Regions from separate parts of the Homo sapiens genome. Here region 2 is linked to region 1. Evidence: chromatin loops called from intact Hi-C (ENCODE). Cell type or tissue: endothelial cell of umbilical vein. All regions are shown on one strand. Each heading gives the region's core, and the rest is flanking DNA. Links, peaks and the distances in the headings are about the cores only. Region 1 holds the start of SMIM41-AS1 (SMIM41 antisense RNA 1). Region 2 holds the start of ATG101 (autophagy related 101).

The links. A loop is a pair of places that touch in the nucleus more often than their neighbours do. Peaks named below come from ENCODE experiments on the same cell type or tissue, not always from the same donor. Only the 100,000 strongest peaks of a DNase experiment are listed, where the experiment ranks them.
Region 2: it touches region 1 in a loop (7-fold over the local background); 4 of 110 quality-filtered maps call a loop at or near these places.

Annotation. Positions count from the first base shown.
Region 1 is chr12:52,110,007-52,127,048 of GRCh38, forward strand. SMIM41-AS1 (SMIM41 antisense RNA 1) reads right to left here and starts at 8,212. Exons shown (of 4, transcript XR_007063312.1): 1 at 7,887-8,212. RefSeq lists enhancers at 6,701-6,910, 8,274-8,513, 8,834-8,973, 8,984-9,043, 9,074-9,123. In endothelial cell of umbilical vein, for the core only: a CTCF peak has its summit at 10,182 (motif pointing left); no DNase peak of the experiment used is centred there.
Region 2 is chr12:52,058,294-52,072,501 of GRCh38, forward strand. It overlaps ATG101 (autophagy related 101), which reads left to right and starts at 11,685. Exons shown (of 4, transcript NM_021934.5): 1 at 11,685-11,949; 2 at 12,061-12,190. NR4A1 (nuclear receptor subfamily 4 group A member 1) reads left to right here. Exons shown (of 7, transcript NM_173157.3): 7 at 395-1,210. The coding sequence ends at 651. It overlaps NR4A1AS (NR4A1 antisense RNA), which reads right to left and starts at 1,207. Exons shown (of 2, transcript NR_170321.1): 1 at 808-1,207; 2 at 457-740. RefSeq lists enhancers at 11,151-11,440, 11,318-12,033. In endothelial cell of umbilical vein, for the core only: a CTCF peak has its summit at 11,342; a DNase peak (open chromatin) is centred at 11,388; H3K4me3 peaks cover 1,575 bases; H3K27ac peaks cover 1,815 bases.

The DNA of each region.
Region 1 (17,042 bases), core at 8,908-11,407:
ATAATATAATGGGTGTACACCCACTGTGATATTTGAAGTAATATCTCCCTAAGATATGACAAAAAATATCAAAGGGTGGACCCCGTCTGTGACATCAAAAGTAACATCTCTTGTGGATATTCCGAATAATATCACAGGGTGTACACAGCCTGTGACATTAGGAGTAGCATCCCCATAAGATATTCCGAGTAATATCACAGGTTGTACACCCCATGTGACATTAAGAGTAACATCTTCTTAGGATATTGTGAACAACATCACAGGGTGTACACCCCCTGTGACTTTAAAAGTAACATCCCCCTAGAATATTACAAAAAATATAATGGGTGTATACCCCGTGTGATATTGGGAGTAACATCTCCCTAGGATATTACGAAGAATATCACTGGGTGTACATCCTCTGTCATATTAGGAGTAACATCCTTCTAGGATATTATGAATAATATCACAAAGTGTACACACACTGTGATATTCGGAGAAATATCTCTCTAGGATATAAGGTATCATATCACAGAATGTACACACATGGTGTACACCCACTGTGATATTAGAAGCAATATCTCCCTATGATAGTATGAAAAATATCAAAGGGAGTACACTGTGATATTAGATGTAATGTTTACCATGGATATTACAAATAATATCACAGTGGGTGTACACACATAAGGTACACCCACTGTGGTATTATTTGTACTTTCTTAGAGAGATGTAACTCTCTAATATAACACAGAGAGCTATAACTCTGTAATATCTCTGAGATATTACAAATAATTTCACAGTGGGTGTAGTGTACACCCACTGTGAGATTTACAGGAATATCTCCCTATAAGACTACAAATATTATCGAAGGGTGTACACCCCCTGTGACCTTAGGAGTAACATCCTTCTGGATATCAGGAATAATATCATAAGGCATACACACCCTGTGACATTTTGTACACCCTTTGTGACATTAAAAATCACATCCCCCTAGTATATTATGAATAATATCAAAGGCGGTTGACGCACACGGTGTACACATCCTGTTACATTAGGCATAATATTTTTCTGTGATTTATGAATAATATCACAGAAGGTGTACATACATGGTGTACACTCCAGGTGACATTAGGAGCAACATCCCCCCAAGATATTAGAAATAATATTACCAGGGTTGCATACACATGGCGTACTCTCCCTGTGACATTGGCAGCAACATTCCCCTAGAATATTATGAATAACATCAGAGGGGGTGTACACACATAACGTATGCACCTTGTAAAACTAGGAGTAGCATCTCCCTAGGATGTTATGAATAATATCACAGAATGTGTACACACATGGCGTATACCCCATGTGATGTTAGGAGTTACATCCTTCTAGTATGTTAGGAATAATACCACAAAGGTGTTCCCACATGGTTAACAGCATATGGAATATTAGGATTAACATCCCTCGAGAATAGTACAAATAACATCACAAGGGCTGTGCGCACATGGTGTACATGCCCTGTGACATTAGGAGTACATTTCCCTGACAGATTACGAGTAATATCACAGAGTGTACACCTTCTGTGACATTTGGAGTAACATCCCCTAGGATAGTACGAAAAATATCACAGGGTGTACCTGGGGAGTAACATCTTTCTAGGATATTGTGAATAATATCACAAAACGCACAGCCCCTGTGACACGAGGAGTAACATCCACCTAGGATATTATGAATACTATCACAGGGAGTACACCCCTTGTGACAGTAGAAGCAACCTCCCCCAAGGATATAACGAACAAATACAGAGGATGTACACGTGTTGTGACATTAGCAGTAACATCCATTTAGGATATTACGAATATTACCACAGTGTGAACACCCCCTGTGATATTAGGAGTAACATCCCATTACAATATGGGGAACCATATCATACAGTGTACACCCCCTGTGACATTAGAGGTAACATTTCTTTAGGATATTATGAATAATATTACAAGGTGTACAGCCCCTGCAATATTAGGAGTAACATGTCCATAAAATATTATGAATAATATCACTGTTTGTACACCACGGGTGACATTAGGAGTAACAGCCCCCAAAACTATTATGAATAACTTCACAAGGTGTACACCCTCTGTGACATTAGGAGTAACATCTCTCTAAAATATTACGAATAATATCGCAAAATGTACAACCCCTGTGACATTAGAAGTAACATCGCCTGAGGATATAAGAAATAATAACAGATTGTGTACCTGCATTGTGACATCAGTAGTAGCATCGCTTTAGGGTATTACGAATGTTATCAGAGTGTGAACACCTTCTGTGACATTAGGAGTAACATCACCCTACAATATTGGGAATAATACCACACGGTGTACACTGCCTGTGACATTAGTGGTAACATTTCTTTAGGATATTAAGAATAATATGACAGGGTGTACAGCCCCTGTGATATTAGGAGTAACATATCCAAAAAAACTTTACAAATAATATCACTGTTTGTACACTACGTGTGACATTAGGAGTAACATCCCCTGAAACTATTATGAATGACTTCACAGATTGTACACCCTCTGTGATATTAGGAGTTAACATCTTCCTAGAATGTGAAGAATAACATCACAGGATGTACACCCTCGTGACATGGGGATCAACATCCCTCTAGGATATTATGAATAATATAACAAAGTGTACACAATTTGTATGGTAGGAGTAACATCCCCCTGGGATACTACGAATCATAGCACAGAAAGCACACCCCCTGTGACAATAGGAGTAACATCCCCTTAGGATAGTACAAATAATATCACAAGGTGTACACGCATTGTGACATTAGTAACAATATCCAGCTAGTATATTGTGAATAATATCACAGCGCATACACATCTGCGACATTAGGAGTAACATCCCCCTAGAATAATATGAATAATATCACAGGGTGTACACACCCTGTGACTTTAGGATAATCATCCCCCTGGATTACTACAAATAATTTCACAGGATGTTAAACCCCTGTGACAATAGGAATAATATACTTCTAGGATATGACGGATAATATCACAGTGTGTACACCCACTGTGACATTAAAAGTTATACCTCCTTCATATATTGTGAATAATATCACAGGGTATACACCACGTGTGCACACCCACTGTGATTTTTAAAGTAATATCTCCTTAGGATATTACGAATAATATCAAAGGTGTACACACCCTATGACATTAAGATAACATCCCTTTAGGATATTCCAAATAATATCCCAGGGTGTACACCCCAGGTGACATTATGAGTAACATCTTCCTAGGATATTACGAATAAGATCCCAGTGTTGACACCCCCTGTGATTTTAAAAGTAAAATCCCCCTAGAATATTACTAATAATTAACACAGGGTGTACACCCCTGTGATGTTAGGAGTAACATCCTCCCAGGATATTACGAATAACATCAGAAGGTGTACACACATGGTGACATTAGTAGTAATATCCCGCTAGTATATTGTGAATAATATCACAGGGTATACACACCTGTGACATTAGGAGTAACATCCCCCTGGAATATTCTGAATAATATCACAGGGCGTACATCTCCTGTGACTTCAGGAGTATCATCCCGCTAAAATATTACGAATAATGTCACAGGGGTTTAGCCTGTGTAATATCACAGGGTGTACACCCCCTGTGACATTAGGAGTAACATCTTTCTAGAACATCATGAGTAAAAGTTATACCTCCCTCATATATTGTGAATAATATCACAGGGTGTACACACATTGTGACTTCAGTGCTAATATCCCTCTCATATACTGTGAGTGTATGAGAGTATTACGAATAATATCACAGGGGGTACACACGCCTTTGGTTTAGGAGTAATATTCCCCTAGGATATTACAAATAATATCGCAGTGTGTACACTCACTGTGATATTAGGAGTCCCATTTTCCTAGGATATTATGAATAATATCACAGGAGGTGTTCACACATAATGTGTACACCATGTGTGTACACCCAATGTGATATTTGAAGTAATATGTCCCTAGGATCTTACGAATAATATCAAAAGGTGTACACCCCATGTGACATTAAAAGTAACATCCCTTTTGGATATTCTGAATGCTATCACAGGGTGTGATATTAGGAGTGTGATATTAGGAGTAACCTCTTCATAGGATAACCCATGTGGTATTAGGAGTAACCTCTTCCTAGGATATTATGAATAACATCACAGGGTGTACACCCCTGTGACTTTAAAAGTAACACCCGCCTAGAATATTACGAATAATATAACAGGGTGTACACCCCTGTGACATTAGGAGTAACATCTCCCTAGGATATTACGAATAATGATGTCACTGGGGGCACACCCTCTGTGATATTAGCAGCAACATCTTTCTAGGATATTACGAATGATATCACAGGGTGTACACTCACTGTGATACTAGAAGGAATATCTCCCTAGGATATAAGCTATCACATCACAGAGTGTACACACATGGTGTACACCCACTGTGTTATTAGAAGCAATATCTCCCTATGATATTATGAAAAATATCACAGGGTGTACCCTCTGTGGGATACTAGAAGTAACGTTTACCAATATCGCAGCAGGTGTACAACCCCCGTGATTTGGTTTTTAACATCCAGGGGGCACAGGATGATATTACTCCCCATGTTGCAGGGAGTGTACACACCCCTGTGAAACTCTTCCTAATATCCAGAGGGCGACAAGATGATATTACTCCCAATATCGCAGGGGGTGCACACATCCTTGTGAAACTCTTCCTAATATCCAGAGGGAGAGAGGATGATACTACTCCCAATATTGCAGGGGGTGTACACAGCCTGTGATACTCTTCCTAATATCCAGAGGGAGAGAGGATGATATTACTCCCAGTATCACAGGGGGTGTACACAACCCTGTGATATTGTTCGTAATATCCAGAGCGAAAGAGGATGATATGACTCTCAATATCGCAGAGGGTGTACACCCCTCCTCTAATATTGTTCTTAATACCCTGGGAGGGAGAGGATAAGATTACATTGAATACCACAGGGAATGTACACCCTCCCCCTCTGATACCCTTCCTAATATCCAGGGGAAGAGAGGATAATTTTACTCCCAATAACGCAGAGGCAGTACACCCCTGCTGTGATATTGTTCCTAATATCCAAGCGGGGAGAGGATGAGACCTCTCCCAATATCGCAGGGGTGTTCACATCCCCGGTTACATTTTTCCTAATATCTAGGGGAGAGACAATTAGATGACAGCAAATGTCGCAGGATCTGTACATCCCTTCCTGATATTGTTCCTAATATCCAGCGGGGAAGAGGATGATATCAAACATCAAAGGGGGTGTATGCCCCCCCTACGATATTGTTCTTAATATTCATGAGGGGAGACGATGATATTACTCCAAATATTGCAGGGGTTGTTCACACCCCCTGTGATATTGTTTCTAATATCCAGGGGGGAGAAAATCATATTACTTCCAGTATTGCTGGTGGTGTATACCCCACCTGAAATATTGCACCGAATATCCAAAGAGGGAGAGGATGGTATTAATACCAATATCGAAGTGTGTGTACACCCCTTGTGATATGGTTTTTAATATCCAGGGGACGGGAGGATGATATTAGTCCCAACATCACAGAGGGTGTACACTACCCCTGTGATATTGTCCCTAACTTCCAGAGGGGAGAGGATGGTATCACTCCCAATATCTCAGAAGTTGTACATCCCCCGTGACATTGTTCGTCATATCCAGGGAGGCACAGGATGACATTCCATTGAATTTTGTGACAGGCGTACACGCACACTGTGATATTGTTCCTAATATCCAAGAAGGGAGAGGATGATACTTCTCCCAATAAAGCAGTGGGTTTACATTACCCCTATGTTATTGTCTCTAATATCCGGGGGCGGGGGGAGGACAGAATAACATTCCCTCAAATTTGGCAGGTGGTTTGATGCCCCTTGTGGTATTGTTTTTAATATCCAGTGGGAAAGATAATAATACTATTTTTGATAGTCCGATTCATCCGCTCCACCTTTCCGGAACTCTGAGGCTGGTACGCGGCATGCCGTTTCCATGTGATGCCCGATACCTTCGCCGTCTTCTGTACCAAGTCAGCCACAAACGCAGGCCCGTTATCTGAGCTGATCCGTAAGGGCAGTCCAAATCTAGGAATCAGATCTCGAAGAAACACACGGGTTACTTCACGAGCTTTCTTAGTTCGTGTTGGATAAGCCTCCACCCACCCAGAGCAGGTACACCCAAGAACTAGTAAATACTTCTGACCTCCACACTTTGGCATCTCTGTGAAGTCTACCTGGAGATCTTCAAAGGGGGCTGCTCCATAAGCTTTTATGCCGGGCGGAACGGCTGGACCTTGCCTCGCATTGTGCTGTCAGCAGGTAACACACCGCTGTGTCACCGTTTTGGCAAGGGCTGACAAATGCGAGATGTAGAAATACCAGCCTAACAACTTTTCCAGTGACTCTGACCTAGATGGGTGGTTTCATGCACAGCCAGTACAACTGCAGCTCCTAGCAGCTGTGGCACAGCTACTCTCCCATCTGGTAACCGAATCCATCCTTCCTCCATCACTTGTCCTTCCCTCTACCTGGAGAAAGTCCTTTTCTTCTTTAGAATAAGTAGGTACAAGATCAGGTGCTTGAGGGAGCAGAGTGGCTGTGACTGATTGCCGGAAGGGGGCAGATGCTGCTTTTCGAGCCTCTGAGTCAGCGCGGGAATTCCCCAAACCCAGCAAGGTGGAAGCTCGCTGATGTCCTCTGCAATGCATACCTGCCACCTTGTGGGGTTTCCATACTGCTTCTAATAATTGCAAGATTTCTTGTTGATATTTTATGTCTTTTCCCCCAGAGTTCCATAGGCCGTTTTCTTTCTATAATGCTCCATGCACTTGAAGGGTTAAAAAGGCATACCGAGAATCAGTGTCAATGTTTACAGTCTTACCTTCATGGAGTTCTAAGGCCCAAATTAAAGCAATGGGTTCAGCTTTCTGGGCTGAAGTGCCCTGGGGCAACGATCTGGCTTCAACAACAGTGTACAGGGTTACCACTGCATACCCTGCACATCTCTCTCCTTGTAGGTTGATGAAGCTGCTCCCGTCCACGTGTAGTTCCCAGTCTACTGATGCCCAAGGCTGGTCCCGGAGGTCAGATCTACTAGAGTCAACTGAGTCAAACACTTCTACACAATCATGCCCGACAGGGCTCTCTGATACTGGGAGCAAGGTGGTGGGGTTTAGGGTGTTCCAAACTTCAATGGTTATACGGAGATTTTCACAGAGCAAACTTTGGTACTTGGTGAGTCTAGCATTCGTTAGCCAATGATGTCCTTTAGTATTCATTAAAGTCAACACAGCATGGGGAGCCTTTATGTTCAGGTTTTGCCCAAGAGTCAGCTTATTTGCTTCTTGTACTAGCAGGGCAGTTGCTGCCAAGGCCCTCAAACACAGGGGCCATCCTTTAGGAACCCCATCTAGTTGTTTAGAGAGGTAGGCCACTGGCCTCGGCCAGGGCCCCACAGTTTGGATGAAAACTCCAACTGCCATCTTTTCTCTCTCTGACACATACAATGTAAAAGGCTTTGTCAGATCGGGTAGCCCCAGGGCTGGGGCTGACATAAGTTTTTTCCTTTAACTCATGAAAGGCTTGCTGTTGTTGAGATCCCCATTCAAAAGGTTCCCGGTCCCCCACTTTGTGACCTCATACAAAGGCTTGGCTAATACTGCAAAGTTTGGGATCCACAGTCTACAAAACCCCACAGCTCCTAAGAATTCTCTCACTTGCCTTCTGCTCTTAGGCTCCAGTAGATTGCAAATGACCTGCTTTCTTTCTGATCCCAGGCTGCATTCCCCGTGTCGGATAGTAAATCCCAAGTAACGTACCTGCTGTCGACAGATCTCAGCTTTTTTCTTGGACACCTTATACCCACAGTCCTCCAGGCGCTGGAGTAGGGCATCCGTTCCCTTGGCGCACCTGACTGCCGTGGGGTGTCTCAGCAAAAGGTCATCAACGTACTGGAGCAACACGCAGCCTAGGTCTCTGGTGGGAAGCTTCTGGAGGTCTGTAGCCAACGCCTCCCTGAAGATGGTGGGGGAGCTCTGGAACCCTTGGGGAAGCCGGGTCCAAGTGTACTGAGTAGTGATACCTGACTCCGGATCTTCCCACTGAAAGGCAAACAGCTTCTGGCTCTCGGGAGCTAATCTGATACGAAAGAAAGCGTCTTTCAGGTCCAAGCAGGTGAACCAGCTGTCCTCAGCTGGCAGCAATCCCAACAACGTGTACGGGTTAGGTACTGTTGGATGTAAAGTCACTGTAGCTTGATTAACCAAGCGCAAATCCTGTACCGGCCTGTAGTCCTTGGTCCCTGGCTTGGGAACAGGCAGGAGGGGAGTGTATACTTGGCATGAAGTACAGCAAATGGAAAAACTTAAATTTTAAAAAAAGAAGAGGTGGGTAGGATGAGGCCAGGCGCAGTGCTTGTAATCCCAGCACTTCGGGAGATCAATGGTGTGAGCCAGTCTAAACCTCCATCTGTGACCTGAAGCTGGCCTATGGGCTGCCGATTTTTGACCTCTGATGACTGACAGGGCTGTCTTCAGTTTCAGTTCCCTCCTGAGCATCAGAGCCATACACAGAACAGCCTACCAGATGCTTTCACTGGGATGTCCTAAGACCTCTCAGTTTCCATGTGTTCAAAACCACACTTGTCATCTCCAAGCTGATTCATCGTGGGTTTCTGTTCCTAGTGATGATACATAAGCACCCCATTGCCCCGGCCAGACCCCCAGGAGACCTCCAAGGCCCTGAGCATTCCTTCCCCTCTTTCAGTGGGTCTCCATGATTTCTTGGCTCTACTCACTTGTGGCATGCCAGGTCTCACGAACGCAGGCCTCCATAACAACTGTTTCAGTACTGGCTGAGTGGTTAAGTTAAATATTAAATAGCCAGTGCCCTGACAATCCTAGAGTCCATGCCCTCCCCATTTCTTTGCCTCCCCATTTCAGGCCCCTACCCTCCCTCACCTGGACCATCTTCACAGCCTCCTAACTGGTGCAGCTATTTACATTTGAATTAATTAAAAGGGGCCAGGCTCAGTGGCTCATGCCTGTAATCCCAGCACTTTGGGAGGCTGAGGTGGTGGATCACCTGAGGTCAGGAGTTCGAAACTAGCCTGGCCAACAAAGTGAAACCCCCGTCTCTACTAAAGATACACAATTTAGCCGGGAGTGGTGTCGCGTGCCTGTAGTCCCAGCTACTTGGGAGGCTGAGGCAGGAGAACTGCTTGAACCCGGGAGGTGGAGGTTGCGGTGAGCCAAGATTGCACCACTGCACTCTAGCCTGGGTGACAAAGCAAGACTCCGTCTCAAAAAAAAAAAAAATTAATTGAAAGGAAATAATGTTTAAAAATTAGTTCCTGCGTCTTACTAGCCTCATTATTTCAAGGGCTCAATAGCCACACTTCCTTACTGCAGAAAGTCCTGTGGGAGCATGTTGCCCTGTGATCATGTTTACTTTGCCTAAGCCCGCCCTGGGGGTCATTTCCCTCCTGCTAGAGTCCAGTCTCCTTGGTCCAGGTTACCTCCCCGCCCTTGTCACCACCTCACCCTCCTGCTGCCCCTCCTCCTGTTTGTCCTCATGTGCACCCTCTCCAGCCACTTCCACCTGGCTGTCTCTACCTTCATGCTCTGGGGCCCTTGGCCCTGAAGCTTGAAGCGCCTCCCGACACTTTGTTTACCGGCTCACCCCAGGCTCAGTTCCAACAGGGCTCACTTGGGGTTTGGTAGCACCCCACCCTCCCCCATGCACCTGCCTGCATCACCCGCACACGCGGGATGCCCTTGAGGGCTCCCTGTAGCACTTCCCACCCTGCTGATAATCTGTCCCCCTCTCTGGGTGAGGTCCAGCTGCGCTTCCTTCCTGTCTGCACTCTCCAGGCCTAGCTCGGGAGGCGGCACTCAGGGGTGGGGCTGGGGTTGGGGAGCTGATGGGAGCCCGCATCTTAAGAAGTGACTCAGGGTTGGCCGCAGATTTTCATTTGCGAGGAAGCACCTCACTCACTTGGGGCTAAGGAGTGAAGGGGGCTTATCAGCCAGAGTAACTGGCCAGTGCAGGGCGGTTTGACTGCGCTCTGGGGTGTTGGGGTCTCCTGTTCCAGGCGGGCGTGGTGCAGCCGCCTGAGGCTGGCGCCCCCGTGTGGCCCTAAGAGTATAGCCGCTCCCAGGGCCTGGGCTACCTGGTGCAGGTCCCTGGCGGGAGGGAGAGACTTTGGGAAGCTCTCCCAGGAGGGCGAGGAAGCAACTAAGAAGCCTACATCAGGCCGGGCGCAGAGGCTCACGCCTGTAATCCCAGCACTTTGGAAGGCCGAGGAGGGCGGATCACGAGGTCAGGAGATCAAGACCACGGTGAAACCCCGTCTCTACTAAAAATACAAAAAAAAAAAAAAAAAAAAAAAAAAAAAAAAAAAAAAAAAAATTAGCCGGGTGCGGCGGCGGGCGCCTGTAGTCCCAGCTACTCGGGAGGCTGAGGCGGAAGAATGGCGTGAACCCGGGAGGCGGAGCTTGCAGTAGGCCGAGATGGCGCCACTGCACTCCAGCCTGGGCGACAGAGCGAGAACCTTGTATGCGCAACCTAGAGCCCATGGAGGAGTCAGTTCCCAACAAAGACGTGGATCGCTTGGGGAGGTGTGTACACCAGAAGTAAAATTAGGGATGTTACCAAGGAAAGGAGGAGTGGTTGTGTTACCAGAAAGGGGTCCCAATCCAGAACCCAAGAGAGGGTTCCTGGATCTTGCACAAAAAAGAATTCAAGGCGAATCCGTACAGTAAAGTGAGAGCAAGTTTATTGGGAAAGTAAAAAAATAAAAGAATGGCTATTCCATAGGCAGAGCAGCCCTGGGGGCTGCTGGTTGCCCATTTTTATGGTTATTTCTTGATTATGTGCCAAACAAAGGGTGGATTATTCATGCCTCCCCTTTTTAGACCATACAGAGTAACTTCCTGTCATTGCCATGGCATTTGTAAACTGTCATGGCGCTCGTGGGTGTACAGCAGTGAGGACAACCAGAGGTCACTCTTGTCACCATCTTGGTTTTGTGGGTTTTGGCTGGTTCCTTTACTGCAACCTGTTTTATAATCAAGGTCTTGAACAACTTGTATCTTGTGCTGATCTCCTATCTCATCCCGTGACTCAGAATGCCTTAACCATCTGGGAATGCAGCCCAGTTAGGTCTCAGCCTCATTTTACCCAGCCCCTATTCAAGATGGAGTTGCTGCGGTTCACACACCTGTGACAGTTGGCTAGGAGGAAAAGGAGGAGTGGCTGGTTGCTGGGGAGGATCTGTCTACTTTCCCACAGGTGGTTAGCCGGGAGGCAGCAGCAACCCTGCCCCCAGGTAGGAGTGGGTAAAAATCCGAGAGGCACCCCCATTCTTTCCCTCCTCCAGCCTCGGGGAGGAACAGTCTCTGCCCACAGCTACTTAATGGAGAAGTTTGGGGAGGTGGTGGCCCCCACTCGCCGTCCCCCCAGCTCCAGCCGCACTGGCCTCCATCTCCTCTGAGCACGCTGCCCTCGCCAGCCTCAGGGCCCTCTGAGGCTGGGCATGGCCTGGAACACTTGCCCCGAGGGTCCCCTGCCCATGCTCCCTTACCCGTGCTGTGGGTGGCTGGGGACCTGTCTCAGCTTAAACATATCCCATATAAGCTCTCAAACACTCTGAAAGGGTGACCAGGGCGTTGCAGAGCCCGCTAGGTTCTTCACAGGGAAGCTGTGAGTCCAGGAAGGCCAACCGCGCAGAGCCCTTCTCGCATTCTGGTTCCAGCAGGCCCTCGGGGACCAGGAAGCAATAAAGGATTCTGGACAGAGTAATGGGGACCTCCGGAGCAGCACAGGCGCCTTGCAAATGTGGAAATGCTCTTTTCTCAATCTCATTAGTCTGAACTTCTAGTCCCTGGGAGATGCTCTGATGTCCGCCGCAGCTGGAGCCACCTGGCAAGGAACCGGCGGGACCGTCGCGCCCTCTAGTGGGAGGTCCTGAGAAGGAACCAAATGCCAGAATTCGGTTCATTGTGGCCCCAGGACCCCCCACCCCTCTCTCCCTCCAAGACCCCACCCCTCTCTCCCTCCAAGCCCCCTCCCACGGTGCTGCTGAGGACCGGCAACAAGGAGTTGCCTCTTCTTCCCCTACCCTCCACTTGCTGAGGCCTGGGGTGCTATTTAGAACCGCAGGACTCAGATCTGACGCTGATGATGAAGGAAGGTGAAGGTGAAGGAGGCTGGGAGCAGGGTGGTTTCCTGACGGGCAGGGAGAGAAGGAGGGAGTTGCTGGGGGGTGGGGAGACCCCGAGAGCAGCTGGAGTGGGGATACTGTGGGTAGGGAGTCACTTCCTTGGGAAGGCCCGGGATCTTTAGGTACATTTTTGCTTGAAACTCAAGGGAAATTCCAAGTCAGTTGGGACTTTAACAGTTTTTTCTCAGAAGAGGAATAATTCCCTCTTGAAATTGCTCAAACATGTCAGTAAAGAAATGTGCATGCCTGGTAAGTGTGTCCTCGGGAGATTTAATGGATGCAGTGGCAAAGGGAGCCCGTGGCACTCATCTTCTTCCACTTTCCAGCAGAGAAGGTGTCAGCCTGCTGAGTAGCCAGGAGGTTTATGGGGCAATCTACGGCTCTAGAGGTGGCAAAACAGCAGTGGGAGAAATAAACCAGAGGACATATACAGTGGTGACAGAGACCAGGTCTTCTGATGGTGCCCAGAGAACAGAGAATTCTGCCAACCCCCCCCTGGGAAGAAAAGGAAGGTTCCAGCTTCCCAGGAGCTCCAGGAGCACAGATGACGGTTCCTTCATGTGTGCTGGGCACAGTGTCCCAGCCCTCAGTACCCATCCTTCCTCCTTCTACATGTCTTTATGGACTGCTGAGATGAGAAAGCCAAATGCACTTCCCAAACTCCCTGCAGCTAGAGCACACTGGGCGCCTCTAATAGACAGTGCTCGGCTGGATTTGGTGTGGTGAAGGCCATCTTCCTGCCGCTGCTTCTGCTGACCAGCAGGGTTGTAGAAAGTGGTTGTGGCCTTTGAACTCTGTGTTCTAGTGTCTGGTCACGAGTGTCCTGGGTGTTCTGGCAGTTATGGTGGCGGCAAAGGCAGTGCAGTGATTATTGATCCGCAGATGGCAGCATGGTGGTGGGTGGGTGTGTCCTCGAGCTCAACAGTCCCACTGGAAGCCTCCTGCCTATCCAGCTGCCACCCACCACCCACTCCTGTGATTTTACAAGCACCTGATTTCCTGTGCCCCACTCGCTCCCACTTTTTTTTTTTTTTTTTTTTTTTTTTACCTAGAATGGTTTGTTTCTGCACTGCTGAGGCAGTAGGTACACAGCAAAAGCTGGCTTGGATGGATAAAACAGGATGTTGAATCTACTTCTAAATAGATCTTTGGGACCATTGGCCGTAAAAGGGAGGGCCACAGTGGACTGGCGGTAGGAAGTAGGAGGAACCCCAGAGGTGCAGGGCTGGATGGAGTCCTGTGTGATAGAAGCCAGTGTGAGGCAGGAGGGGAAAGTGTAGTTGGGGCATAAAGCAGAAGCTCCTGGGAGGAGCAGCCTCTGGCTAAATGGTGACATTGGCTGAGTTGACCTTCAGGACCTTAGACTCTCCTTCTCTCCTCACTCTTCCCAGGATCCTGTCAGGATGGACTTTTGGTAAACACACAATGGCCCAGGTGTTCCATCCTCCCTCAGCCAAAGCTGCTCCTTGCAGAGGCCTGGCGAGCCCACTGACATGGAGGCAGAAGGGGCGTCAGGGCCCAGTGCCGACTCAAGGGTGGTGGTGGGAGAGGGGCTGGGAGGAGCTGCTTTAGAATAAAAGTCCCCTCCAGATCAAAGCCTTTGATCTCTTGCTGGGAATTCCAAGCATCAGCTGTGGGAAGGGGAGTTATTTTTTGATGTTAGGACACGCTGAAATCATAGACCTGAGCTGGCTAAGGAGAGACCTCAAGAGGGAGTCGCTTATGGTGTTATGGAGCATGGAAGTTTAAAACAAGCTCCCGCATTCTTTGACACTCCTCCCACGGAAGTGGGGTCTATGTCCCCACCCCTTGAAACTGGGCAGGCTTGTGACTGCTGCCACCAATAGAGCACAGGGGATGCAAGGCCAAGAGACTTCTTCCGTTTTTTTTTTTTTTTTTTTGAGACAGAGTCTTGCTCTGTCGCCCAGGCTGGAGTGCAGTGGTGCGATCTCGGCTCACTGCAAGCTCTACCTCCTGGGTTCACGCCATCCTCCTGCCTCAGCCTCCTGAGTAGCTGGGACTACAGGTGCCCGCCGCCATGCCTGGCTAATTTTTTGTATTTTTAGTAGAAACGGGGTTCTATCGTGTTAGCCAGGATGGTCTGGATCTCCTGACATTGTGATCTGCCTGCCTCGGCCTCCCAAAGTGTTGGGATTACAGGCATGAGCTACCGTGCTCGGCCCTTTCTTCCATTTTTTTGAGACAGAGTCTCACTCTGTCACCCAGGCTGGCATGCAGTGGCGCGATCTCGGTTCAGTGCAACCTCTGCCTCCCAGGTTCAAGCGATTCTCCTGCCTCAGCCACCCAAGTAGCTGGGGCTGCAGGCGCCTGCCACCACACCTGGCTAATTTTTGTATTTTTAGTAGAGATGGGGTTTTGCCATGTTGGCCAGGCTGGTCTTGAACTCCTGGCTTCAAGTGGTCTGCCTACCTCAGACTCCCAAAGTGCTTGGATTACAGGCATGAGCCACAGCGCCCAAAGGCCACATGACTTCTAAGTGCAGGTCGTTAAAGGCCAGGCAGCTTTGGCCTGGGTCTCTCGAAATGCTGTTCTTCAGGTGTCCCTCTCTGACACTCCCTCTGAGAACCTCACTGCCAAGCTATGAGAAGCCATGGGGAGGCTCCCTGGAGGTGCTTCAGTTGACAGTCCTAGCTGAGCCGTGGTCCCGTCCAGATATGGGAGTGAAGAAGCTGGAGCAGTGAGTCCAACCCAGCCGTCCCAGTCACCCCCAGTCATTCCAGTGCTCCCAGCTGAGGCTCCAGGCTTCACCCCGTCACACCCTACACCCAATTCCAAACCCCTGACCTCCCCAGACTCTGCAACATAATACAGTGATGGCTGTTGTAGTCCATGATGTTGGAGGTGGTTCAGAACACAGCAGCACCTCAGTGCAATGTGGGGTCACTGTCCCTGCAAGAGCCCTGCTGTGGGCTGGTTGCTGACTCCAACATCAGTGGGTTGTGGTGGGGCCCGGCCCCTGTTAGAGTCACATTCCCAGATGCACCTTCTGAGATCTGCCGAATGTGTGGCTCACTTCCCCTCCACTGTATGTGCCACCTTCACGTGGCAGCCGGGTCACAAGTGGACCCCATCACAAGGCTAAGTGTCTTCACCCGGCTCTGCAGAAATCCCACGACTGCAGTGTTTTGTGATGTTTAGGAAGACCTCACTGAGAGGTGCGGAAGGCAGCCTCCCGCCATTGTTCTCACCGGTCTTCCCTTCCCCCCTTCCCCCTCCTTTCCAGCCCCCAACACCCCGTCCCCACTGTTTCTCCCTTTATAATGCAAAGGAGCTTCCCTCTGATTCCTGGTCACAGCCTGCCCTGCAGACCTTAGGTGCTGGCCTGGCCTCCAGACAGGCTTATCCAGGCATTTCCCCACAAATAGGGCCTCCACCGCTAACTGCGCAGGCAGTCTCTGCTTGGCTGAGCAGGTGAACAACAGGAGCCAGCTCTCCCAGGGGAGCAAACACCATGCAGCTGGCAGGCCTGGATTTGGGACTGGCTCCACCAGCCATTGCTATTGAGCCCTCAGGCAGATTTGGCCATTCCTCCGAGCTTCAGTTTCCCTATCTGTAAAACAGGGATGGTGTTAAGTCCCTTGTGGGGGGCTGTTCTCCCTCTGGGAGTGTTGGTAGTGGAGACTGTGCCAGGAAGACATGCAGGTGGACACAGTGCTCAGGTGCCAGCCAGGTGGCCCTGGGGGAAGGCAGTGGCATTTCATTGGTAGCTCCTGGGACATGAGCTCATCTATAGACTTGTCTGTTGCATTAGAGGCTCAAAACAACAGTGGTTTAAACAACATGGAAGCTTGGACTTCTCTCACATAATAGTCTTGGCAGGAGGCTTTCAGGGCTGGAACAGCAGCTGCACAGGGCCAGTGCCTCAGGCTCTTTCCGTCTGGTTGCTCTGAAGGCTGATGGACAAGTTTGATCTGAGATGGCCAGCCACCACCTCCTCTGTGTTCTAGCCAGAGAGAGGGGACGAGGCAGGGAGAGGGTGTCCCCAGCTTATCACTTCTACTCCCCTCTTGTTGCTCAGGACTCAGCTGTGTGACTCTCCCAGTCTCCAGGGGTGCCAGGAAGCACCACAGGCAGCCATGTGCCCAACTACAATTAGGGCTCCATGACTTCTACAGAAGCTAGGGGACAAAAGAAGTGTCTGCCACTTCTTTTGATTGAGGGACCTGCCTGGATCATCCACCCACCCACCCTTTCCAGTCACCTCAGCTGTTGAGGGTGGGGCAGGGGCTGAATTACAGAGATAGAAAGATTGTGTCCCTGTTCTCAAGGGACAACCAGTTCCTGGACTCAAGGGACAACCAGTCTCTGGACTTAAGGGACAGCCAGTTCCTCGGCAAACAAAAGTGGGTGGAGGGTGTTCGGAGCAGGGCTTTGAAGGGCTGAACTGTCCAGCCAGCTGCCGGGTACTCCGAGTTCTGGCCCTGACCAGACCCTCTGCCCTGGGAGAGTGTGTCCTTGGACCACGCTGGCCTCTCTTCTGGAGGACTCTGCATCCCTGAGGTTGTTGGCGTGGTGTCCTCTGTGTTGGTCAACAGTCACATGAAGTATGCTTTCCTTTTGCTGCGAAAGTGATTTTTCAGGCCATAACCAATCCATCGCATCCCTCAGCGTTCCTTACAGGAAGGCCCAAGTGAGCCAATTTTATGAGAATGTATTGTAAGGGGAAAACTTTGTCCCTGCAGAGCAAACAGTCTGCTTCCTGCAGATAGTAATGGATCAGATTTCTTCTTCC
Region 2 (14,208 bases), core at 10,160-12,659, 50 kb before region 1:
AGGGGACCCAACGATATAGAACACAATCAGAGGTACTCTGGGCTGAGGGAGTGCTGAGTTCTGAGGCTGGGTTTCTCAGAACAGTCTAGATTTTAAAAACCCAATGATCTAGCCAGAAAACGTAGGTTAGGATTTTATTTCCCGTTTGTGACCCTGGGCAAGTCATTAGCCTCCTGGGCCTCGGGTTCTCACTTGGAGTATGAGGATAATGAGGGTTACTGCTTCTCAGACTTGTGACGATGCTTACTAATGGCCAACATGTGAATGCGCTTTTGTGAAGTGCCAGCAGAGCATGAGGGGTGGTCAGGGGCAGCAGTTTTAGGGGCCTGGGGGAGGCTGGGGCTTTGGGGGCCTGGTTCTCAGATGTACAGCTAATCCTGTACCCTTCCCGCAGACCGGCATGGGCTGCAGGAGCCGCGGCGGGTGGAGGAGCTGCAGAACCGCATCGCCAGCTGCCTGAAGGAGCACGTGGCAGCTGTGGCGGGCGAGCCCCAGCCAGCCAGCTGCCTGTCACGTCTGTTGGGCAAACTGCCCGAGCTGCGGACCCTGTGCACCCAGGGCCTGCAGCGCATCTTCTACCTCAAGCTGGAGGACTTGGTGCCCCCTCCACCCATCATTGACAAGATCTTCATGGACACGCTGCCCTTCTGACCCCTGCCTGGGAACACGTGTGCACATGCGCACTCTCATATGCCACCCCATGTGCCTTTAGTCCACGGACCCCCAGAGCACCCCCAAGCCTGGGCTTGAGCTGCAGAATGACTCCACCTTCTCACCTGCTCCAGGAGGTTTGCAGGGAGCTCAAGCCCTTGGGGAGGGGGATGCCTTCATGGGGGTGACCCCACGATTTGTCTTATCCCCCCCAGCCTGGCCCCGGCCTTTATGTTTTTTGTAAGATAAACCGTTTTTAACACATAGCGCCGTGCTGTAAATAAGCCCAGTGCTGCTGTAAATACAGGAAGAAAGAGCTTGAGGTGGGAGCGGGGCTGGGAGGAAGGGATGGGCCCCGCCTTCCTGGGCAGCCTTTCCAGCCTCCTGCTGGCTCTCTCTTCCTACCCTCCTTCCACATGTACATAAACTGTCACTCTAGGAAGAAGACAAATGACAGATTCTGACATTTATATTTGTGTATTTTCCTGGATTTATAGTATGTGACTTTTCTGATTAATATATTTAATATATTGAATAAAAAATAGACATGTAGTTGGAACTGAGATTCAGTCTGTCTCTGATGCCCCCTCCCCACTCCCCCACCAGACACACCCCATCATTACATAAGAGATGGGCTGCTCAAGATGAAACTTGGATGTTACCAGCCTGAGCTGTCAGGCCTCAGTGTACTCATTTGTAAAAGGCGGATAATAATGACACCTGCTTCACGAGGTTGTTATGCAAAGCACTTAGACTAATTTCTAACACGTGGGAAGCCTGCATTAGCTGTGCCTGGCTAGCTGTGCCTGGCTCATTGCTGGGGTCTGCAGTGGCTGACTAGCCCAGGGGTCACTGCAGGGCCCTAGCAATAGACTTAGCCGCAGATCTCAGGGTTGTCATGTTTCCTAAACTGGACATATATTCTCTGATTCTTGATTTCCACATCCATAAAACAAGAATAGACCCAGCCTCACAGAGCTTTTACGGTCAGAGGAGTGTGTGTGTAATGCTTAGCATGGGCTGGGTTTAAGTAAGCCCAAATTGGTAGTAGCTGTTACATTCAGGGTTTTAACATCCCCATTCTCAACATTCCTCCCCACTCTCCTGCCACCCCAGCAAGAAGATCCAGGGATCTGGCGGCCCTCACCTTCTCGGCAAGAAGATTGTACTGAAGTCCCTACCTGTGCCCGTGTCCCCACGTAGGCCCTCCAACCCCCTAGGCTCGTCAGTTGTTTAGTCAGCTGGCTTAAAATGCAGATTCCTGGGATCTACCCCCAGAGACTCAGATCTGGGGAGGTGAGGGGGCCCCAAACCTTCAGTTCTAGCAAGTACCCAGGTGCTTGTGATGCAGGTGGCCTGGGGCCACCCTTCTGAGAAACATGTGGATGGACCTAACCTGAGGCCCATGGGAGTTGGTCATCATGCAGGGTCTGGCACCTTCCTGTGCTCGGTGCTCACCCAGCCTCACTGTTTGCTTCTCTAGGACCCAGCAGGAGGCCTGAAGGCAGTGCCCTCACACGTGTTCCTCACAGCCCTTGGCCCAGGACCCCCCAAGTCTCCACCTCCATGGCTCCTGGGAAGTGGCTGGCTGAGGGGCAGCTCCTACTGGATGGGGCCCGACAGAATAGGGCTCTCAGCTGTGGATGGGGGGAAGCAGGGGCCTTCCCTGGTGCTCCAGCCACAGCTTGCAGGGAGCCCCCATCCACATACCCTCACTCAGGTTCTGGGAGCACAGTCCAGCCTCAGGCCTGCTGAAGGTCCGAGTGAGGCTGGGGTAGGGAGACCACGGTCCCGACCCTGGGACATGCTCCCAGCAGTGCTGTGGACTTCCAAACATGTATCCCTGGCATCGCCCACCCAGCCCCAGACCCCTGAGCGAGGCTTTGTCAGCTGCACCCGCGCCTGACGACATGGGGCCATCAGTAGGTGGGCTTCTGTTTGCCTCCAACTCCATGCTGCTCTCTGAGAAGTCCCTCCTCCTCACCGAGCCTCAGTTTCCCATCTGTTCAGTGGGGAGGTGAGGCTGGTTAGGAGCAGAGCTTGCTGGGAAATCTCCCGCCAGCTGGCTGGACCGAGTCCTTTTCCTTTGTGTCACTCACCTCCAGCTCCCTGCCTTTAGCACAGACAGACGTGAGGACAGGACAGGCACTGGGGAAGGCAAGAGGGCTGCTCAGATGCTCAGGGAGGGGCCAGGGCTGGGAGTGGAGTGGGGCCGAGGGAGCATCTCTATATCTATGGATGAGGCTGGCGGGTATTAGGGTTCACGCTGGCAGATTCTTTTCATCAGACGCTTGTGATTTCCAGCCCTAGCTGCCATCCCATGAAGACAGCCTGGCTATTCCCACCTCACAGGGGCACCATGGGAGAGTGGTGAAAGCAAGGACCCTGGAGCCCGAGGCCTGGGTTTACATCTGGGCTCCAGCTCTTACTAGCTGTGTGATTTGGGGCAAGTTTGTTAATCTTTCTGTGCCTCAGTGTCTTCACCTAGAAATAAGAAAACGAATCTATTTTATGAAGTTACTATAAAGATTATAGGAGTGAATACATACAAAGTGTTTTTCACAGTGCCTGGCACACAGCAAACACCCAATAAATATTAGCTTTTGTTTTTACAAAAGAGGAGAATTCATTTCAGAGAAAGGATATGACTTTCCCAAGGTCACCTGGCTTGTGAGTAGCTGAGCTGGGTGCATCTGGCTACTTAACCACTAGGTCTCCCTGCCCAGGGCCTCAAAAATAAGAAGCTCCATTGATGGTGGTTCCTTTTCAGGACCCTGGCAATTAGGGTACGGGGTGGGGGGCTAGTTCCTCCAGCCCCACCCTGCCCCACCCTGCCCCGCCCAAGGGCTGGAGCCCGGAGGCAGGCCCTTTCTTTCCACTCAGCAACTGGAAGAACTGGCCTCCAACTCTTGCTATGGGATGGGAGGGCAAACAAGGGGGCATTGAGCCTGATGGGGCCTCACAATGGCTGCTCTGTCCAGGCTGGCCGGGGGCTGGGCCCATTTCCGACGGGGACAATAGTCAAAAGGCAGTGACGCCGGCAGGGCCTGGAATCCCAGGCGGGATTTTCCAAGGCCTCAAAGTCTGCTGTTTGTCCTCACGCGGAGACCCAGGAAGCCTGCCTCTCTGTCTCCCCCACCCCACCCACGCTGGGCCCAGTGCCCAGAGGCCCCTGGCCCCCTCCCCAGCCCTGAGGTGCCACTGTGACTGGGGAGGGGTGGCTTTGAGGTCTAGGGACTGAGGGAGAGCTCTGTACTCCGGGGGTCTCTGCCTGTAGCCCTTCCCTGAGGCCAGTGTGGAGGAAGCTGCCCCACACCTGGGCTCCAGCCACCTGGTCTTGGTTATGGAGGGGTGTGGCAAGGGTCAGCCTCCAGGATGTGAGAAGCACCTGAAGGTCATGGGAGACCGTGCTATAATGGGGTGTCCTGTCCACATGGCCTGCTCTGAGCACCCAGCATGCTCAGCTGTGTGGCAGCAGCTCCGCTGCTGCAGAGGGCAGCCTGAGAGAGACTTGTCAGAGGCAGGTGGCCACTGTGTGGTCCCTGGACAGTCAGCAGTGACATCCTTTTGCAGCCATGAGGCAGTTGTGCCAGGCACGTCAGAGTTGTGCCCTGGTGAGGCAGTGCTGGGTGGCCTTGTGTGAGCTGGGCCTGGGATCCTAAGAGAGTTTTAGCTTGGACATCTGGACGAGCCCCAGCCCCTCTCTCACAAGTCCCTGAGTGCAGCAGAGCCCCAGGGCCATTGGGCCTCCTCAGAGGATGAGGTTGAAGGGGTGAGCCCTGGGTGTCTATCTGGCACCCAGCCCTTCAGGGGCCTGGCCTTGCAGCCTCATAGCTCAGGGAGCAGCTGCTCTGTCTTCCCCGGGGCAGCCAGTGCTCAGCTCTGGGCTGCAGTCTCTGCCCCAAACCTCTGCCTCCATCCCTGCTCCAGCTTCAGGCTCTCAGGCCTCTTCCTGGGCCCCAGGATGGGAGACTGTCTGGTTTGGCCTAGGCTGGCCAGTGGGACTTTGAAACCTCCAGCCTCTGATGGTGGGTACAGGAAGGAGTCAGTGCAAAGCAGAGGAAAAGCCCTTTTCACTCTCCAATATCTCCTTTCCCACACAAGCCAGAGACCTTCTGAAGGCAGGAGGCACATTTCCAGGTCCCCAGCTGGACTTGGAGCCGGCGGGAAGCCTATGGGCCCCTGGAGGCCCTGGCCTTGGCTTCCACCTCCTGCCGGCCACTCCTGGGCCCCTGCTGTGTTCATCCTCCCCAGCACCCTGGCTCCCCGTCGTCTCCTCCTGGGCCCTGACCCTGCCAGACCAAGGGTGCCACTTGAGGTCTCCTCAAGGTCTGACCCAGGCGCTGGCACTGTCCAGCCCCAACTCAGGACCATAAATCAGGCCTGGCGTGGCCGCAGGGGCTGGGGGTGGCAGCTGGGACAGGGAGGGGAGTGCGGGGGGGCCTGTCCTGGTACATGCTGCGTTAGCAGGGAGCAGTGCCCAGCTGCAAGCCAGGCGGGCAGGGTGCTGACTGTTGCTGCACTCCTAGCCTGGAGAACATCAGAGGAAAGAGGCCTCCAATCAGGGAGCCCAGCCTTGGCATAGCCAAGCAGGAAACCTGGACTCCACCCCAGGGCCCCAGGTAGCTGGGATACCACAAGGACAGATAGAGATGGCCCCTGCCCCGCAAGAAAGCAGGGACAGAAAAACAGCTCCCCAGTGGCAGATATAGAGACTGCCTTATCTGGGGCAGATAAACAGCCCCCTAACCGTTTGCAAGCACAGTCGCCCAGAATCCTCTTCCTTAAAGAACGACAGATGCTCAGAACGGCCTGCCAAAGGAATAGATCTTGCAGCAAGGAGAGACAGTCCCGCACCCCCGAGGGACGGAGGCACAGAAATAAAGCCCGGCTTCTACCCCAACTTGGCCAAACACAGACCTTTCTGGAAAAAAAAGAAAAAAAGAAAAAAAGAGAAAAAAGCCACAAAACACTTCCCCAACATGGACAGATCCCTGGGTCCTCAGGAGAACAGACAGCACACAAGCTGCTCCCGGCTTGGTCCTAGTCTCCGGGCTGCCTGGTGAGGTTGGCAGGTTGGGGCTGGGAGGTGCCCCTTTCTCACGCTCTCTGCCACTCTTTCATCCGCCCAGACATTTTCCCCGTCAGGGAGGGTGGGGGCTGGAAGTGACATCCCAGAAAGGGTGGGAGGTGGAAGAGCCCCTGCCCACGGTCCAGGGGGCAGATGTCAGAGAGGGACAGCTGGTCCTCCTCACCCCCTCAGCCTGCCCAGGCTGGAGGGTCAGCAGGCAGGGTGCTGGCTTTCCAGCCAGCCTGGCCACCATCAGGAGCCCTGGCCTGACGTCAGTCCCACTCATTGTTGTTGCTGGGGCTTGAGTCACTCCCTGTGACGCCACTGGGGTCAGCGCTGGAGCAGCTGGGGTGGCTTGCAGGGGCAGCTTTGGGGCTCAGCTCTCCCCTGGGCACACACCAGGATGAGTTGGGGCCATTTGAGGCCACATTCACCAGGCGAAGCCAGCTGCCTACTCCCAAGGTCTTGGGTTGGCCTTCAAGGTCTCCCCACAGGCCTCTGCTGCAGGCATGGCTCGGAGAGTCTGAGCCAGTCGCCTGTCTGCTTGGCAGCTGTGGCTCTGGGCTCGGGCTGAAAATCTGCTCTCTCTTATCCTTGCCTCTCTCACCCCCAGAACCCTCAGTTTCTACTCTCTGCCCCCGCCCCCTGTTTTTTTTCTTCCCTCTTCTCCAGGGAGCTTTCCTAGAATAATTCCCACTTCCTCCTGGAATCAACCCCCTTCCCTGCCATCTCCCTAGGTTGCTGCTTGGTGCTCTCTCAAGCTGTCCTCGTTTTCTCCTGGTGCCTGGTCACTTCCCAACTTGCTGAGAGCAGGGCTTGGGACTCCTCTTCACTCTGAATGTGTTGCTTTCTGTTTTTTATTTGTTTGTTTTTTGTTTTTTGAGACAGAGTCTTTCTCTGTTGCCCAGGCTGGACTGCAGTGGTATGATCTTGGCTCACTGCAACCTCCACCTCCCAGTTTCAAGCCATTCTCCTGCCTCAGCCTCCTGAGTCGCTGGGATTACAGGCACGTGCCAGCAGGCCCAGCTACTTTTTGTATTTTTAGTAGAGATGGGGTTTCACCATGTTGGCCAGGCTGGTCTCGAACTCCTGACCTCAGGTGATCCAACGCCTCGACCTCCCAAATTGCTGGGATTACAAGTGTGAGTCACCGCATCCAGCCTGAATGTGTCACTTTTTATTCCAGGTAACCAGCATCTCTCCATCCTGGCCCTCTTGGGTCCCCACAAAACCTGCTGCCATTTCTTTCATACCACTTGTTGGGTTTTCTTACCCACAGGTATCTCCTGGTCCACCTCCTCTGAAGACTCTGAGCTCCCAGAGGGCTAGAACTGTGACTTGTCCCCCTTGGCATCACAAGGTATTACAAGGGCCTGGCATGTGGACAGTTCCACGTGTGGCATGAATGAATGAATAGACGATTACGTCTTGATCATCAGAGGTAGGGGCATAGAATGAGATAATTCATCCCACACAATCCCAGTTTTTTAACCACTCCCTCCCCTCCCTGATGGGACTACCAGAGGGGCTGAGACCCAGGGTTGCAGTGAGAATTTCCCTGTAAGAATTCAGGGAGGTAGGAAGAGGCAAGTGTGGGTCAGCATGTGAGATAAAGAGGTGAGAGGACTCAGCCTTCCTTATGTTCCCCAGTCCAGTAGGCAAGGCTCCATGGAAAGGTGAGTGCCGGAGTAGGGACATAAGTGGGTGAAAACACTGGTGGAAGGAGGAAAGAGCAGCTGCATGGCCTTGGACGTGTACTAGTCAGGGTTCTCCAGAGAAACAGAAGCAGTAGGACATAGACACACATAATGTAGAGAGAGAGTTTCTCCCCCATACATATGTGGCGGCAGAAAGAGAGGGATTGATTGATTGATTGATTGAGATGGAGTTTCGCTCTTGTTGCCTAGGCTGGAGTGCAATGGCGAGATCTCAGCTCACCACAATCGCCGCCTCCCGGGTTCAAGTAATTCTCCTGCCTCAGCCTCCTGAGTAGCTGGGATTACAGGCATGCGCCACCACACCTGGCTAGTTTTGTATTTTTAGTAGAGATGGGGTTTCTCCATATTGGTCAGGCTGGTCTCGAACTCCCGACCTCAGGTGATCTGCCTGCCTTGGCCCCCCAAAGTGTTGGGATTACAGGTGTGAGCCACCACACCCGGCCGAGAGGGATTTATTATAAGGAGCTGGCTGACAAGTCCTAAGATCTGAAGTCAGGAAAGCTGATGGTGTCATTGCAGTCTTGAGACCTAGGAGAAGCAGTTATCTGAAGGCAGTTGGAACCTGAAAGCAGGAAAATACTAATGTCCCAGTTCTAAGACAGTCAGGCAGGAGTTCCCCTTACTCACTGAAGGGTCAACCTGTTGGTTCTACTAGGCTTTCAACTGATTGGATGAAGCCCCTCCACACCGGGAAGGGAAATCGGCTTCACTGTCTGCCAATTCCAATGTTAGGCTCATCAGAACACCCCACAGACAAGCCCAGAATCATACTTAACCAACTGTCTAGGTACCCTGTGTCCCAGTCAAGCTGACACGTAAAATTAAGCATCACAGGAAACCACTATGCATCACTATGTATGACTGGGCTTCAGTTATAATATCAAGTAAATCAGAGAGTGGAGTGTCGGGGAGGTGGACTGTATCTACCTTGAAAGGTAGTTGGAAAAATCAGCACAATAGGGCCTATGAGTGCTGGCATTGTACCTAGCAAGGTTCAATGATTGGTAGTAGTGATGATGATGATGATGATGATGATGTCAGGCTAGTGGTCGCAAAGGGCTGAGTTGGAGTGTGTGGATGGCCAGAGAGATCAGTCACTTCCCTTACTCACTGGCAGTCTCTGGGGATGGGCTCTGGCACCTCCTCCACTCCAGGACTGGTTCCAACCTCCCTTGGTCCCTCTCTCAGCTTCTTACAGACCCTTCCCTCTCAATATTTCCTCCTGATTGCCGTCTGGTTTTGTGCAGCCTCCCGAAGAGGTCGCTGGTGTGTAGGGCAGGCAGCTTTCTCTTTCTCCCAGGAGAGGCACCCACACCTGGGATAAGAGGCAAGGGCTGAAAAAGGGCAGAACTGTGGGGAGGAAGGGAAGAGGATAGGGAGCAGATGATGGTGGAAAGGCCAGCCTGAGGAGGAGCTTGTGCAGCCAGGTTTCGAAGAACTGAATGGGAGGGGGAAGCCTAAGGGTGAGGTGGTGACAGTGGTGTGCTGGAGCCAGCTGGCACTGGCCCTCAAGGGCTGATTTTAACCTTGACGATCAAGATGCAATCATCCATCCGTTCTGGACTCTGCATTCATTGATGTCTTGTAGTTTGAAATCACCTATGATAGGAAATGGGCAAATGCTACAAATCAAGGCATTTCCCTTACCAGAGAGCAGGTGTGAAGCATTTATCAGGACACCACTGGTGGGTGGGGGTGTATTGGAGAGTGGTGGTACATAGGAGAGAGTTGGCTGAAGAAGCCAGCCAGAAAGAGAGCTCCCATAGTGGCAAAGAGCTTTCGATTTGAACTCAAGGCTCTGTTATTTACTGAATGACCTTGGGCCACTTACTTAACCTCTCCCCAGTCACTTTCTTTTTCTTTTTTTTTTTTTGAGACGGAGTCTCGCTCTTTCACCAGGCTGGAGTGCAGTGGTGTGATCTCTGCTCACTGCAACCTCTGCCTCCCCGGTTCAAGCGATTCTCCTGACTCAGCCTCCGGAGTAGCTGGCATTACAGGTGTGTGCCACCAAGCTTGGCTATTTTTTTTTTTTTTGTATTTTTAGTAGAGACAGGGTTTCACCATGTTGGTTAGGCTGGTCTCGAACTCATGACCTCAAATGATCCACCTGCCTCGGCCTCCCAAAGTGCTGGGATTACAGGCGTGAGCCACCATGCCCGGCCCAATTTCTTATCTATATTGCAGGATTGATTAGTATCAGGTTTAAATTTATATGTACACATATATGGTATTTAAAATCATGACCTTTCCATTCCACCTAATAAATGTTATCTATTATCGTTTTGGGAAATAAAAGCATGTGTTAGAAAAATCAGCTTTTTTTTTTTTTTTGAGACAGGGTTTCTCTCCGTTGCCCAGGCTGGAGTGCCGTGGTGCAGTCTCAGCTCATTGCAACCTCCACCTCCCAGGTTCAAGCAATTCTTCTGCCTCAGCCTCCCAAGTAGCTGGGATTACAGGTGCCTGACACCACACCTGGCTTTTTTTTTTTTTTTGTATTTTTGGTAGAGATGAGGTTTCACCATATTGGCCAGGCTGGTCTCAAACTCCTGACCTCGAGTGATCCATCAGCCTCGACCTCCCAAAGTACCGGGATTACAGGCATGAGCCATCACACCCGACTTTTTTTTTTTTTTCTTTTTGAGACAGGATCTTGTTTTGTCATTCAGCCTGCAATGCAGTGGCGTGATTATAGCTCACTGCAGCTTCAACCTCCTGGGCTCAGGTGATCCTCCACCTCAGCCTCTGAAGTAGCTGGGACTACAGGGGTACACCAACACGCCCAGCTAAATTTTTAATTTTTATTTTAAAGATGGGAGTCTCACTATGTCGACCAGGCTGGTCTTGAACCCCCGGCCCCAGGTGATGCTCTGTCCTAAGCCTTCCAAAATGTTGGGATCACAGGCGTGAGGCACCCCAATGGGCCAGAAAATGAGCATGGTAATCCCCAGCTAACACCTTAAGAATGCCTCCTGGCCGGTCGCGGTGGCTCACGCCTGTAATCCCAGCACTTTGGGAGGCCGAGGCGGGCAGATCACGAGGTCAGGATATCGAGACCATCCTGGCTAACACGGTGAAAACCCGTCTCTACTAAAAAAAATACAAAAAAAATTAGCCGGGCGTGGTGGTGGGCGCCTGTAGTCCCAGCTACTCGGGAGGCTGAGGCAGGAGAATGACGTGAACCCAGGAGGCGGAGCTTGCAGTGAGCCGAGATAGCGCCACTGCACTCCAGCCTGGGCGACAGAGCGAGACGCCGTCTCAAAAAAAAAAAAAAAAAAAAAAAAAAAAAAAATACTGCCTCCTATTGGAGGTGGGTGCATTAACCGAGCTCTCGAAGCCCTGTCTGCTCTGGGCTTACAATCTACATGGAGAACCAAATGCGCTCCAGGAAGTTACACAGCACTAAAAATACACTTGTATTCATATTAGACTTTACAGGTCACAGAAATCTTTCATATGAGTTATCTCCTGTGATCCTCACAACAGCCACCTGTTTATAGAGAGCATCAGAAAGGATGAGTGATGTTGAGGGTCACGCAGAGAAGCAATGGCCGAATTACTAGCCTCCGAAGGACTGTCACCAGATTGGTCACCATGGGGTATCAAGTAGTGCTGCTGCATAAAGGCAACACTGAGAGATGAAGCCCCTTTCTCCAGCATCTGTGTGGGTGGAGGGCCAGGGATCCCGTCTGTTACGCACATTCAACAAACTCAAGTTTTGCCATCCACTGGGCGTCCTGCAGTACAGCGGTGTGGGCTCATCTCCAGGACCTCTCTCTACGGGGTACGCCCCTCATCTTGCGGTGATCAGTGTTCCTTCCAGACCTCTCAGTCCGGACTGAGTTGGGCACCGCGTCAGCGTCTCCCGGCCAGGCTCGCCGCCGATGACTCCGCTCGGCCTAGGGAGGCGGCCGAGAGCCCGTAGGGCTCCTCCTTCCCTCCAGTCTCTATGGCGGAAGTGAGTTGTACGGGCCGAAACACCACAGCGTTCTCGGTGGTGGGCTGAATGGACTCGTCCACATGAGGGGGATCTTCATCACCATCAACTCTTAAAATCCGAGACATAACCACGAAAGGAGCAGCCCCCAGATCAGAGAGCAACGCATGACTATCTGCGTGTGCTTCTGTGACTACGCGGATGTTGTGGGCGGCTACATGCGTGCGGGGGCCCGGCGAGCTGGGCAGGTGCCCCCTCCGGGGCCGTGGGATCTGGTGAGCTTCCCGGCGCGCGGGGGGCGGTGCGGCTTCCGGTCCCGGCTCAGCCTCCGACCCAGGTGGTCTGGAGCCTGCCGGGAGAGTGGTGGCATCTGAGAGGCTGGTCGTGGACTGTGGTTGGGGGAGGTGGGAGCTGTTTTAACCGTGTGCCCCCTCTCCTGTGCCGGCGTGGGCATCCCCCGGGGCAGTGGAACGCGGGCGCTCCTCCAGCTTCCGAGTCCAGCCAGCCTGGGCGCGGGGCGCCGCCCCCGAGACACCCGAGGAGTCCGTTCCTCCCTGGTTACGTGGACTGTGGAGGTTCGCGCGTAGTGGCGGCGGGGGATACGGGACCCGGGCGGGAATTCCTTCCTGCGTCCGTCCCGAGTCTCTTGATATGGAGCCAAGTAAGTTTTCTGGTTTTGCTTTTAGCTGGTCTCTTGTGGCTCAGCGCCGTGCGGAGGTTGAAGCGTACCTGCGGAGGTCGCACCAGGGCGTGAGGAGGAGGAGGAAGGGCATGAGCCGAGCTTGAGGAATCCGTGCTCCAAACTCTACACTCAAGGTGGGAATGGGCGCACCCTGTGCTCCAGCCAGGCTTGAGAAGGCGGCTGTTAGCCTCTGCCACTCGGGGGGACAAGAGGGACGAGACTTTCCAGACCCTACTCTGGTGGGCCCTGCTTGCTCACTGCTCACTGTGTGGGGCAGGGGACAACAAGGTTTTCACAGACCAAATGTGGCAGCTGTGGGAAGGAGAATGGGGTTGGTCAGGACTGACTTCTTGGAGGAGTGGATCCTAAAATAGCACGTAGAATGAGGGAGGAGCCCAGGCTTGGGGCACAAGTGAGATGTGTGGCTTGTGTGAACGATTGCGGGGGACACAAGAGGGAGAAGTCGTGGAAGAAAGGGAGCCGGACCAGAGCCGGGAGTCTCTAGATGGGAAGAAAACTGCTGGATGGAGTAAAACTGGAGGGCAAAACGAGCAAGAGAGCCCTTCTCCTTCTTGATCCAAGCATGTAGGAGAAACTAATCCAGCAACCCCTGGAAGAACCTGGAATTCCTGGGTTGGGCTCAATTGAGCAGTTGTTTTGTAGAAGGTACTAGGAATTACCATTATAGTGATGAATGGAATATAGTCTCTGCCCTATAAGCAGAATATAGGAATTGTTTGCCTAGTGGTAGAGACAAAAACAAAACGTGATGGTGCTTGATAGTACAGGTAGACGCGAGCTGATCGCCAGCTGAGAGGCAGAGCTGGCCTGATCTCTGTGCGGTCCACAGACCGTTGCCCTGTATCCTGTGCTGAGCAACAGTTTAAAAGGGGCAGACACAAACTGAAATATACTTTTTATATTCACCATCTGTCAACCAGATGAGTGAAATATACTTAGAGGAGAGCTGCTAGGATTCCATGCAGATAAGATGTGATGTGGAACAGACATGTTTTTGAGGACTGGGGACCTTCAGCCTGTAGAAGGGGTGAGGGGGTGGTGGAATAGCTGCCCCTAAATAAAAACTCACTTGTGGAAAAGAGGTGAGACTTATTTTGTGTGGCTTTGGGTACCAAAACTAAAACTAAAAGTGGTTTGAAGCACTAAGAGACAGATTCTTCAGCAGAAAGAATAACTGGACTGGGTGCGGTAATCCCAGCACTTTGGGAGGCCGAGGCGGGTGGATCTCTTGAGCTCAGGAGTTCGAGACCAGCCTGGGTAACATGGCAAAACCCTTTCTTTACCAAAAATACAAAAAATTAGCCAGGTGTGGTGGTGTTCGCCTGTGTTCCCAGCTGCTTGGGAGGCTGGGATGGGAGCCTGGGAGGCAGAAGTTGCAGTGAGTAGAGATTGTGTCACTGTATTGCAGCCTGGGTGATGGAGTGAGACCCCATTTCATAAATAAAATAAATAAATAAATCAGAATAACTGAATAGAACTTCCTGAACATTGACTGGTTGTTGTGAGAGCTAGTGAATTCCCAGTCAGGGGAGGTTTGCAAGCTGAATACTCTGAGTTATAAGGAACTTGAAGCTCCCTCTCCCTCTGGGCATGTATTTAGTTATTATGTTCTAGTTCTCAAGTCTCTTGTTCTCTCCTTCCTACTCTCTCTACCACTGCTGTGTTATAGCCTTGCATCATCTCTTGGCAGTAACAATGTAATAATGAATTATAGCAGCTAATACTTAGTGGATATTTACCATTTGTCAGGTACTTATTTAAGTGTTTTATACATGCTAGCTCATTCAGCCCTCAACCCTTTCAAGGTAGCCATTATTATCTCTTTTGTATATGTGGCAGATAGGTGTTAAGCAGCTTGCCCAAGATCATGAGCATGGAGCAAGTGGCAGAGCTGGGGTTCCATTCCAGGTTGTCTGGCTTTCAAGTCATCGTTTTCAACCACTATTCTACTGTATTTTACATGTGTTACCTTAATTCTCACTACTATCCCCATTTACAGATAAGAAGTTCAGAGAGGTTGAGTGATTCGCTTAAGGTCATAGAGCAAGATGTAGATGAGGTGGGATTCAAACCCAGGACTGTAGGACATGAAAAACCGCCCACACCTGATTATGCTGCTTCTGTAACTACA